2 separate regions of the Homo sapiens genome follow, and region 1 is linked to region 2. Evidence: chromatin contacts called from ENCODE Hi-C or POLR2A ChIA-PET data. All regions are on one chromosome and are shown on one strand. The core of a region is the stretch at or near the end of the contact, and the rest is flanking DNA. Distances in the headings are between cores, read along the strand shown.

What was found. Hi-C counts contacts between places; a loop is a spot of excess contacts on that map. ChIA-PET counts read pairs that join two places held with the same protein, here RNA polymerase II (POLR2A).
Region 1: a loop to region 2 is called in a map of cardiac septum, with 5 times the contacts of the local background. The contact joins two enhancer-like sites. A Hi-C loop is called at or near these places in 1 of 168 maps with a recorded cell type or tissue (cardiac septum). POLR2A ChIA-PET finds 5 or more read pairs at or near these places in 1 of 52 experiments (A549).

Annotation. Positions count from the first base shown.
Region 1 is chr3:23,861,370-23,867,650 of GRCh38, reverse strand. All of the region lies in intron 3 of UBE2E1 (ubiquitin conjugating enzyme E2 E1), which reads right to left. Among named protein-coding and RNA genes, the nearest start is that of NKIRAS1, 52 kb to the left of the region's middle. RefSeq lists an enhancer at 1,940-2,699. Within about 2 kb of position 1,615, at least 8 of the 41 ENCODE cell types and tissues checked have a DNase peak (open chromatin) inside an H3K27ac peak, as active enhancers do.
Region 2 is chr3:23,487,358-23,493,752 of GRCh38, reverse strand. All of the region lies in intron 3 of UBE2E2 (ubiquitin conjugating enzyme E2 E2), which reads right to left. Among named protein-coding and RNA genes, the nearest start is that of UBE2E2, 290 kb to the right of the region's middle. Within about 2 kb of position 3,117, at least 2 of the 41 ENCODE cell types and tissues checked have a DNase peak (open chromatin) inside an H3K27ac peak, as active enhancers do.

The DNA.
Region 1 (6,281 bases), core at 366-2,865, 380 kb before region 2:
CAGCAGGATGCAAATCTGATTTTGAAATGAGACAGGGGGACCGGAGAGCCCACACAGGAGAAACTTTTGCCAAAAGAGGGTGCTCTTTCTCCCTTCTTTAATGTAGAAATACCAACTGTTATCTAAGATAATTATTTGTCAATTTATCTAAACAGTCAAAACACATGGAAGATTTGAAATGGGTGAATTTAATTGTGTATAAATTACACCTCAACAAAGTTGATGATAATTTATCCAAATATAAGCAAAACCAAAGTTTGAACTCAATTCTCCAGAATTTATTACATACAGGTTTGTTCTGACCTACTATTTGTACATCTAAAGTATCACTCCAAGAACCAACATAAATCAAAGACAGAAAAGTACCCTAACACAATTGCAGAGAAATATATAATTTTCAAAGTTCCTTCACAAACTTTGACTTCTTTTGATCTTTGCCTAGAATCTTTGAATCAGGAAAGGTAACATTTATCCATTTTAAAGATGAGGAAAATAAAATACATAAAATATAAAAAAGACAAGAAGAAAGTAATACAAAATAAAGAAATACATTTAAAAACAAACAAAGAGAAAAAAAAAAAAGATGAGGAGAAGGATTCAGGATTAAGTGATTTGTTTGTACAAAGTCAGAAAGCCTGGAAGTCAGTTCTGGCTAATGGCAATCCAGGTTTTCTTAAGGTGATATATTTTTACTACACCCATGAAGCTTAAAATAAAGTTACCTGTCTTTGGACTCAACACAAAAGTTGTTTAATCACAATTACTGGTCTGCCTTTCCTACCTTATTATTTCATTTCTCTTTCACATTTGGATGGAAGCCAGGATTAAATAAGAACAAGAAAATCTTGTGATCTGCCAAAAGGTGTTATTTAAATTTCTTAATACCAAAAATTAAATCACTTTATTTGCAGAAATCAATTAGGTGAAAATAAAAGCATACCACACACAGTACTTAGTGTGGAGAGGAATTTCGATAATAATGTGACAACTCCAAAAATGCAGAGAATCCCCCACCTTAATGAAAACCAAAGACATTTTGGGGAAACAAGCATCAGTTCAATTACAGTCCAAACGTTATGCCCCTAAGCTGCAAAGAGAACAAGAAAGATGCACAATTCTTTTTTCCCCCTAGAGCTAAAAAAAAGCAGGTATAGAACATGAGACCTACTTTCTCCAGCTCAGAAGTTAGGTTGGTCCCACAGTCCAGGAATTCAGATCCACTTCACTCTATTCCATTCTAGTTCACAGTGGCACTGGGAGGTCCAGCAGTCATTAGAATGACCTGCACTGAAATGTGAGGTCAACCCCTGCCTGAGGATACAATATCACCCACTGCTCAATGCTCTGTGAAGCTGAGGCCTCTGCAACTTCTTTGTTCCCTCCCTCTCCACTGCAGGATCCACAACTCAGAACTACCAGGAAATAACAGGGTCAGGAGGTGAGGAGAGCTATTTACTGCACTTGGGGGAATCACTGGCTTCTTTCTTGGCCCCGGCTGGCCTGGAGAGACAAGAGGAAGGCTGTTTATATTTGCATAGGGCTGAGAGACTGAATGAGTGAGGTTATGCCCTGCATGTCAAATACAGGGCTGGGCTTGGAGGGGAGGGTCTGGTTGCTTTCTCATTGCCAACTCTTTCACCCAGGCGAATCCTTGGTCCTGCTGTCTACACACACCCTTCTAGCTGAGCAGTAGACAATAGCTTTCAAAAGGCTAGATGCTGCAGCAGCAGCAGCAGCTAAAGAGGCCCACAGATGGAGGGCTGATGTGGGACATTTCACAGCTACCTAAACGTAACAAGCCTAGAATGACTGGTAAGCAAATACTGGTGGCCACTGGTCAGGCACGAAACTGGCTTGTAAGTTAACAGACGGCAGAGTCATATGCTACTTCATGTTGGTATCAGTTGGTTTCTAAAATGATTCAAACAGTCATTTAATACCAAGAAGTCCAAAGCATTATCCCCAAACAGAGAAGGGTGCTGACTTACAAACATGTCCTATTCCAGCCAAGTGCTCACAGGTGTGAGCCAGCACTTTGGAAGTCCGAGGCAGGCAGACTGCTTGAGCCCAGGAGTTAGGGACCAGCATGGGCAACATTGTGAGACCTCATCTCTAAAAAAATACAAAACACAGCCGGGCATGGTGGCATGCACCTGTCATCGCAGTTACTCGGGAGGCTAAGGCGGGAGGATCACCTGAGCCCTAGGAAGTTGAGGCTGCAGTGAGCCGAGATTGCACCACTGCACTCCGGCCTAGGTGAGTGACAGAGTGAAACTCCATCTCAAAAAAAGGACTAAGTCTTAACTGACTGAAGAGTCTCCTGCTAGCCTTGAAGAAGCAAGCTCCTATGACATAAACTACCTAAGAAAAGGGCTAGAGAACTATGAGCGGCCTCTAGGAGTTGCCTGGGCCTCAGTCCCATAGCTGCAAGGAACTGAATTCTGTCAACAACTATGTGACCTTGTAAGAGCTACAGATGAGGACACAGGCCAGCTGACTCCTTGACTACAGCCAAGAGAGACCCTGAGCAGAGGGCTCAGCTAAGCTATGCCTGGATTCCTGACCCACAGTAACTGTGAGATACTAAATGTGTGTATTGTTTTGGGCTGCTAAATTTGCAGTAATTTGTTACACAGAAAGAGAAATCCTGACAGTCTGAAATTTATTTTCAGAAGAAGTTGAAACAGAGGGTCTCTGCACCAGTGGTCATTAACATGGATGAGGGCAGAGGTGCTGTACTGAAAAAGAGCTTATGCATGCAGGACAGTAAGACCCCAGTTTTCTTTCTCCACTCAGCTCCCAGAACACAGGCCGGCCTTCGCCCTCCAGGCAGTCTCTTCTGGGGAATATGAGCGACTCAGAGGAAAGACCTTTCTAACTAAGGAACAGATAACTGAGGAACATGGTTCTTTTCTAACATAAAAATCAAAAATCAAAACAAACTAGAAGATAGCCAACTACAGAAAACAGAAATTATAGGGAGAATTTCAAAATAAACTTATTAATATCCAGAGAGACAGAATACATTGCACTTATGAAAAAAGAATAAAGCCAAAACAAAATAACATTCAGAGGAGAAAAAGTAGCTTTTGAAAATTAAAAACAAAAGCAAGCAAACAAAAGATTTCAAAAACTCAATAAAAGATAAAGTTGAAATCTCCCAAGAAAGTAGAAGAAAGGCTGCAAATAGGAGAGAAAAGATACAACAATTAAAGGACCATAGGAAGGACAAAGATTTGAATAGTGAGAGTGATCCAGAAAGGGTAAACAGAGAGGAGGTCCAAAATAACTTAAAACTTACCAGGCCATGAGTTTCCACATTGAAAAGGCACAGTACATTGGAGGAAAACTGACCTACACAAGGTGGCACATCAAGTTTCCAGGGAGAAAAAAAAAAGTAATGTGTAAGAAACCCCAAATCAGCGGGCTTCAGATTTCAAAAGCAATAGTGGGAGTAAGCTGGCACTGAAGCAATGTCTTCAAAATGATTTCCAATACAAATTCCACACCAGACAAACTATCAATCAAGTGCTAGGGAAGAATAGAGATCTTTTCAGATACTTGAGGTCTCTAAAAAATTATCTCCCAAGAATCCTTTTTCAGGAAGTTACTGAGGGATGTACTCTGCAAAATAAGGGCATAAACAAGAAAAAGATAAAGGAAACAAAACTTCTATGTAGAATAGTAAAGAGAATTCCCCAAAAGACAGTGACACGAGAATCCGGTATGACAGCTATAAACAGAGTTAGCAGGTAGCCTGTTAAAACCAGAAGAGGTCAGATGGCTCTGGGGAGAGATTTCTTCAAAAAAGATAAAATTCAGGCTGGGCGCGGTGGTTCACGCCTGTAATCCCAGCACTTTGGGAGGCTGAGGTGGGTGGATGACCTGAGATCGGGAGTTTGAGACCAGCCTGACCAACATGGAGAAACCCCATCTCTACTAAAAATAGAAAATTAGCCAGGCGTGGTGGCGCATGCCTGTAATCTCAGCTACTTGGGAGGCTGAGGCAGCAGAATCACTTGAACCCAGAAGGCGGAGGTTGCGGTGAGTTGAGATCGCGCCACTGCACTCCAGCCTGCGCAACAAGAGCGAAACTCCGTCTCAAAAAAATAAAAAGTAAAATAAAATTTATATAAAACCTATGCATCTGAATGTCTTTTGAGGACTTTTAGATAATTGTGAAGGCATCTGGGGTTGAATTTGTGACAAGTATATATATGTAGTGGGTAGGGAAGGGCACAGAGGGAGAAAGGGAGAGGGGAAAAGGTGAGAGAATAACTTGGGGAGGGAGGTAGTCAAGCAAGGAAGGAAAAGTAACCACATGTGAATAATGCTCACATAATATAAACAGTGAATATTTTATCAACATTGATCTAAGCAAAACAGGATAAAGGAAGAGTGTGACTAGGTAGGAAAGAACTAAGTTGTCATCATCCATTGTCATGAATCAAGAGTTATTGGTAAAAACTGAAATATAAAGTAATATGAGTATATACCTAAAAACAGGATATAAACAACAAAGTACTCGGCTCAAGGAGGTACAAGTAGTTGCCACTAGAGAGCAAAATGCTGGGAATAGTTTTTTTTTTTTTTTTTAACAAACAAAGAAATATTAAAGCCTTTAAACTATGTTAGTGTATAATTTCAATAAAAATGAAAACTATTGGGAGGCCAAGGTGGGAGGATTGCTTGAGGTCGCAAGTTCAAGACCAGCCTAGGCAACACAGGGAAACCCTGTCTCTACAAAAAATTTAAAAATTAGCTGAGTGTGGTGGTGCATGCCTGTAGCCCCAGCTACTTGGAAGGCTGAGGTGGGAGAAATGCCTGAGCCCAGGAGTTTGAGGCTGCAGTAAGCCGTGATGGCACCACTACATGCCAACCTGGGTGACAGAGCAAGACTCTGTCTCAAAAAATAAATAATAAGAAAGATAAGACGGAAAGGAAAAAGATAGTATCTTACAACCTATAACCATGTGACACAATTCTTTACCAAATGAAGTTCCTCTGCCATGCACAATGGTGGTATATTTTTCCAAATGATCATCTACTTGGTCCCCAGAAATCAAGCATAACATATTAGCTTAATATTATAGATTCACCACATAATTCAGGGATAACTATATGCCAGGGACATATAGTTCATTGCACACTGCACCACATATAGTACAATACAAACTAAAAAAATGTTTTCAAAGGAACAGACAGAACACAGAAATGTATTCTATGGAAAACTGAGAAGGTTTCACAGTGTAATGGTATCTAAGTTATGCTTACAGAGCTTAATACGTTTTTTTCAGGGGAAAGGGTGACCAAACCGAAGAACTTTTGGTACAGAGATGTGTTTCTCCTGCAGAAATGAAGGTGAAGATAGAACCTGAAAGATTAAATGAGACCAGAGCAGAGAGGACCTTACATGCCTGCTAAGCAATTCAGATTTTAATAGCTTTGCACTGTCACAGCAGTGAAATGGGAAAGGTTCCCTTGTCCCACTTGCAGGTGTGTGATGGGGGTGTGGCTCAATTCTTCAGTGTCCCGCTGCTCAAACCTCTAGGGGAGCATACAGACAGGCGGGCTGTGAGGCGCCGACCCCACGGCAGTGTCTAGGGGTAAATGTTTACAGCTGAAGCCCCAGTGGGCATATGTTACAGGATGCTCTTTTAGTTTAGCCGTCCATAGGCGGCTTCTGTTAACCAGCTCAATTAGACCCCTGCCTTATGGCAAGGACAGAGGGCTTTCTGTATCCTGGCTTTGGCATACCAGAAGAATAGGATCACATGTGGGCTTGGAGAATGAGTGCGAGGTTTTATTGAGTGGAAGCAGCTCTCAGCAGATGGGGCAGCCAGAAGGGAAATGGTTTTCCCCTGGAGTCTGGCCGCTTGGTGGCCCAACTCTTCTCCAACTGCCCCAGCCAAACTTTGTGTCATTCCACCAGTCGATGGCCTGCTGGCATCCCAGTGTGCTCCTACACCAGTGCATTCCTCTCGACGTCCATCCACCTGTGTATTCCTTCGCCAATGTGTTTCTCTCGGCATCCAGCTTGTGTGTCTTCCTGCTAGGGTCTTGGGGTTTTTATAGGCACAGAATGGGGGCGTGGCGGGTCAAAGTGGTCTTGGGAAATGCAACATTTGGACGTGAAGGCTGGAGTGCCTGTCTTCACCTAGGTCTGTGGGCACAGGCCCGGGGGTGGAGCCCTCGCCAGGGACCCACCCTTCTCCTCCCAGCACTTCCCTGTCTCCCTTCCGTATCAGGAGTGAGGTAACAGAAAACTAGTCACTGTCTTC
Region 2 (6,395 bases), core at 1,868-4,367:
CCTAATCTTATGATGTATATTTAGATATAGCAGAACTTTAGAAATCATGTATATCCACTGCTGCCACTCTTAGGAAATCCAAATTATCAATGAATAGAATGTTTATTTAACAACAGGATTTTCAGGTATTAGGTTATTAAGTAATGTTTTCCCACTTGCAACATTCTGAAAATGATCAATTCCCTTACTGTTTTATTTTCAGATTTTATTTTTTAAATAAGAAAAAAAACCTAAAGCTTTCATAGTTAAATTTCAAAATAAAAACACAATGAGGTAAATCTTTTAGAATGAAAAATATCAGCAAATTACGATTTGGCTGAATGCCCAAGGTTGCTGCTTCAGGAGAAATTCTGCAACAGAATCAAACTGTGTTCAGCTTCCCATGCTGCAGCCTACAGTGGATGAGCCCCTATGTACAGCTGAAATATTACATGCAATAAAAATCATGAAAATAGGCTCTCGCTGTCTTTACTTAGCATCTTAAAGATCATAAGATGCTTTAGATATACTGAATACTTTCAATCTGCTGTGCCACACCTGTGATTCTAAGACCAAGAGTTTTTGGCTGTGTCTACTGCTTTTTCACTTAACACTGACTTTGGGACAGGTAAAGAGGAAGGATGCCTCGGCAATGTTGGGATTCTGGCTCCACAGAAAGAATGTGTCTGACTTGCCACCACTTTTCACTAAACCTTTCTGTGCCTCAATCCCTTCTTAAGTAAAATGAGATAATAGTACCTCAAAAGAGAGTAAAATATCTCATTAGTAATTTTAATAATTACTATTTATCTATTTAATAATTATTTAATAATAATTACAGGTTGAAATGGTGGGCTAAAAATGTATTAAAATAAAATTCACCTATTTCTTTTTTCTTCTTTTTAATGTGGCTACTAGGATATTTAAAATTACATACATAGCTCACACTATATTTCTACATCATGAATCAAAGAAGTTGGGAGGTTATTGGGAGGTTTAATGGTATTATTACAAAAAAAGTGCTTAGAACCTTGCTTGAACATATCAAATGCTGAAAAAACATAAGCTATGTATATTGTTAAGTCTAAATCTTGATTGAAGGGATTATAATTGATGGCATAACTAGAAGAAGTCAAAGGGGAATGGGCTTTTTAAAATTAGTATTCATGGAATTAGCTAGCTGAAAATAAACTTTTAATGGTAATGGATACCTAAACTGTGTGTTTAAAAAATCTAATCATACTACACAGCAAGTGAGAATTGCTGTCTGCTAATCCTACAACCCAGTGAAATTCTCTTAAAGTATGTGTGTGATTGATCAGGTAGGGAGTATCTTGTCTGAAGAATAGGTGTTCAGTCCCTGTAAGTCCAGGGAACTGACCTGAAATTACCAGGGAATAGGGTAGTGAGAAGAAGATGAGGGGATTTTTCAAAAGCTTTAGCAATCCTTGCTTATAAGCAGAGTCCATGTAACTGAATTCATCCTTCCTGTGGGAAAGTACATTGTTCACATTCAAACTATATATTGCACCTATGTCCAAAGTCCCTTTGGAAGCTAGCTGCAGGGATATTGAGCTTCTGGCATACAACACAATAATGAAGGTGTTTCTCTAGTGACAGTCTCCCTCTAATTTAGGGTTCTACTCCATGTTGTTTGTCCTCTTCAATGTCTGCCTACTTAGGGGTTCTACCCTCAGCTACCTAGTCTCTTCACCTTCATTCTGGGTATCTCATTACCTACCTTTGACAATCACCTACCAAACTGTTAGCATCTCTAATCTGGTCATAAATCTGAGAGTCATCCTTGACCATGCCTCTTTTTTCTCCTCTGCTCTAAGTCCCCCAAATCCTGTTGAATCTTACTTCATTGTTATCTCTGTACTCTGATTATTGGCCGCATCAGCTCTCATTTAGATTATGGCACCAGCATCTTGCATGGTTTCCCTGCCTCCAGTTGTGCTTCCCTCCAATCTGTTTACCAAACTGCAGCTAGGGCAATTTCCAGAAACTCCTTTAAGTAGGATCTTTTGCTTCCCTGCTTTCTCTAGGTTCTTCACGATCAAGCCCAAAGTCCTTTGCAGCATACAAAGTCTTTCATAAAGAATTGGCTCCTGCTTACACTTCTGGTCCCATCCCTTGCCATCCCAAAGCTCCCCTTCAACTCTATTACTCCAATCATACTGGAATTACTTGCAGAGCTTTCAAGAGAGCTGGGCTCTTTCTTGTCTCCTGGCTTTTGCATAAGATGTTCTGTAGGTCTGACCATTCTATTTGACCCCTAGTTCTTAACTTGGCTGCAACCTTTCTGATCCCCTAAAGGCTGTACTAGGTTCTCCTTTGGAAGTGGTAACATTCTGTGCAAATATAAACGTTATAAAAACATAGACATAGGCCTCTAATTTTGGGGGAAGAAGACATATTAAGAAACAGCATTAACTGGATCAAAGGAAAAAAAGAACTCTATACTGACAGTGAAAAGGCATTCCCTATGCCCCAGAGGGTGTTCAGAAACAGGCCAGTACTGTAGTGTCTGAGAGGAGGACAAATGAAGACTAGTATTCCATAGACTCCTGAGATTCCCTGTATTTGTATTCATTAATTTTTTTTTAAAAAACCAATACTGCCAAAGTCTACCAAAACATCTTAGGAAGTTAGGATATAATAGCGCTGATAGAAAAGACCCATTTCATACACTAAACTCCATGCAGAAATGGACTGTTAATTTTATCCCCCATAAGGCTTCTTCCTAGTCCTTAAACATCTGGTTCTAATTCTCCTGAAATATTCCAAGAAAAATAATTATTTTGTACTTTTTTGTCAGTGAATGCTTAATAAATGGGAATGATATTTACCCTCAATCACACTTTACAGATTTGAGATGTAAAGATGAAAAAAATGATTTTGGCTATCTTTCACCAAATATCATTTTAAAGTCACTATTGTTACCTACTCTGTACCCTTTGTTATCACTGTCAACAACTTAGCAGAGAGTAAGAAATAGAAGAAAAAGAATATTTTAAATGAAAAAATAACTACTACTTAATCATCATAATACTTCCTTTTCCCAGGGAAAGCAGTAGCCAGCAAGCTTAGAGAGTAAACGAGCCTTCTATGAGTCACTGAGAAAGGAAGACTTCCTCAGTAAGTTCATGACACTCCTTGACTTCCCTGCCTCTTTTTGTGTTACGTGCGTGTATATTTAATTTTCCCAATGTGTGGATACCTTGCAATGAGTACACAACTATGCCAACAGACTTAAAATTTTAAGAGACATAACTGTATAAAGTAGTGAGCAGGGATAAGCAGAGAAACTGGGAAGCAGGAAGAAAGACTACAGGGAAAAACTGTATATTCTTCCTTTTCTTTTTAAGCTACATTTTTATAATATGCATTTACTTGTAAACATAAAGACCAACCACGGAATCAACAAGAACTAAGTCTTACTTTTTACAGGTTAAGTATCTCTTATCTGAAATGCTTGGGACCAGAAGTTTTTCAGATTTAAAATTTTCAAATTTCAGATGTTCAACATGTATATACATAGGTTGTTAGAAATAGGTTATGATTATAAAGACTTTGGAAACCATCTAGAGTTCAATTTTTTTATAACACAGAAGCAAGCAAGCATTAGAACTGGACTAGAAATCCATTCACTTGGACAATTAGGCATAAAATCAATCAGAATTAAAATACTGAATTATAATATCTGCAATCCTTTAATTAGCTGAAAGGACTCCAGAAATGAGCTGTGTGGTTCTCAACATTTTTTTCCCTTTTCCACTATACCTTCCTTTCCTTGCAGTAAAAATGACTCACTTCAGCAGTGATTCTCAGCATGCATATGGGGGGAAGGGGAAAGAAAGGAATACTTAGGAAAAATGAAAAGGCTCCTTCCCCGCTGAACACTTCCATTGAAGGCCTTCATTTCAAAGGCGATAATATTAAGGGTCAGAAAAGTGAAGTGCTTTGCTCAAGGTCACACCCAGAGAAGAAAACCTGAACCCTCTAATCCAGGGGTCCCCCACTCCCAGTACCAGTCCGTGGCCTGTTAGGAAGGAGGCCACACAGCAGGTGAGTGAGCAAAGCTTCATGTGTATTTACAGGCTCTCCCCATTGTTCGCATTACTCGCATTATCCCATGAAACTATTGTTGTTACCAGGCAAAGCAAGAAACTAGCAGGGCTCACCTCTTCCTTGACCTCTGCACTTATACCATGGAAACAGTAAGAGTTTCACTTTACGGGCTCTAATTTCCCTTTTCTATACCAGCTGTATGACATCTTGCATGCTAATGTCCTCTTCTGTCACATCAGCGGTGGCAATAGATTCTCACAGGAATGCAAACCCTACTGTGAAGTGCACATGTGAAGGATCTAGGCTGTGTATTCCTTATGAGAATCTAGTACCTAATGACCTGACACTGTCTCCCATCACCCACAGATGGGACCACCTAGATGCAGAAAAACAAGCTCAGGGCTCCCACTGATTCTACATGATGGTGAGTTATATAATTATTTCATTATATATTACAATGTAATAATATAAATAAAGTGTATAATAAATGTAACGTGCTTGAATCATCCCAAAACCATCTCCCCGACCCATGCCGTCTGTTGAAAAACTGTCTTCTATGAAACTGGTCCCTAGTGCCAAAAAGGTGGGGGACCACTGCTCTAATTCTAAAGTGAAGACTCTTATCCTGTCACTACATCTGCCAATTAGATACGAAGACTGAAGTAAAAAAACCAGAAAGGTAACCATTATGATAAACTACCCTGCTTGACAGGACACCAGAGATTAAGATGAGCATCTGAGTATATTTTTCAACCTTTTCATCCTGGGCATGTTTCAAATATGTAATGAAAGGCCTCAAGGTACTCAGGGCTTCCAGAAATAGCCTCTCTTATCTGTACTGTAAGAACACTTGGGCCTATGAGCTAGCAAATGTAGCAAAGAATATTTCTTAAATTAATTCCGCCCCCACCTCCCACCTGTTAGGCAGGGAAACTGTGGAGTTTTAATGTATCTACCGATCTTATCTGCAGTATAAACAAGCTTCTGACAAGAGGGTAAACCATTGCTGCCCCTACACAGTTTTCAGGAAGCCAAATCGCTTCTCAAAAATTTTCAATTCTCAAAAATGTTACCACTCATACACGGTGAAATGTAAAGCTTCCCGGTATCATTCTAATTGCATAATTATTACTTTCTAATATTTACAAAAGTAATCACAGTAAAAATTCCATTTAGAAGTTAAGATGGGGCAGATCTGAGGGACAGTTAACTATCTTAGACAGACTAGTTAAGCTGTGTAATTTGTGTTCTCACTCATAAGTGGGAGTTGAACGATGAGAACACATGGACACAGGGAGGGGAACATCACACATCGGGGCCTGTCGGCGGGGCGGTAGGGGGCTTAGCGGAGGAATAACATTTGGAGAAATACCTAATGTAGGTGACAGGTTGATGGGTGCAGCAAACCACCATGGCACTGGTATACCTATGTAACAAAAAACTGCACGTTCTGCACACGTATCCCAGAACTTAAAGTCTAATTAAAAAAAAAAAAAAAAGAAATGTAATCTGTATAAAGAGTTATTATCAAGACAAGTTGTTTCCAAGGTAGGTTAAATATCTACAAGACACTCAATATACTTCTCTTTGGCTGAGAACATCTTTTGTTTCTTGGCTATGAAAATAATAAACAATTTCTTCATACAGTTGTCTAGTTTATTCCTAAAAAGGTTGGTTGTGACATCCTACTACCTGCATTTTTTTTTTTTTAAATATTCCTTACACAATCATCTAGCTCCAAGACCCATCAACACTGTCTCTTCTACCACGCTGTCTGGAAGCCAACGTTATCAAAGCAGAGGAAGTGGAAGACAATTCAACCAGAAGACTAACAGCAAAAGTGACCTGCACACAGAGACACTTAATAAATGCTTGTTGAAGAATAATAAAGAAATATCTTTTGTAAAACATGAATCTATTACCGTAACATGGTGGTAAAGAAAGTATGCTTCAGATCCAGAGATGAAGCGTCCAAATCCTGGCAGTCCCACTTACCTTGTAACTCAGAGCAAGTTACTTAACTTCTTAATGTTACAGTTGTCCATCTCTGAAAAAGTAGCTACTCCAGAAAGTTGATGTGAGCATCAAATGAATTAATATATGTAAGGTGCCTAGAACAGTGCCTGGCTCATAGTAATGGCTATGTAAGTTTATACTATTGATGGCGGTAGTAGCGCAACCGGATTGGCCACTGTGGAGACACTGGCCACAGTGGGGGAGGCACATCTGGGGCTGCATGCTCTGTGAAGCTGGCAGGGGCAGGGAACAGGTGATCCCAGTGGGAGCCCCGGACCCTACCGAGTTGGTAGGGTGGGAGCCTGCACTTCTAGGCGCAGCTGCAG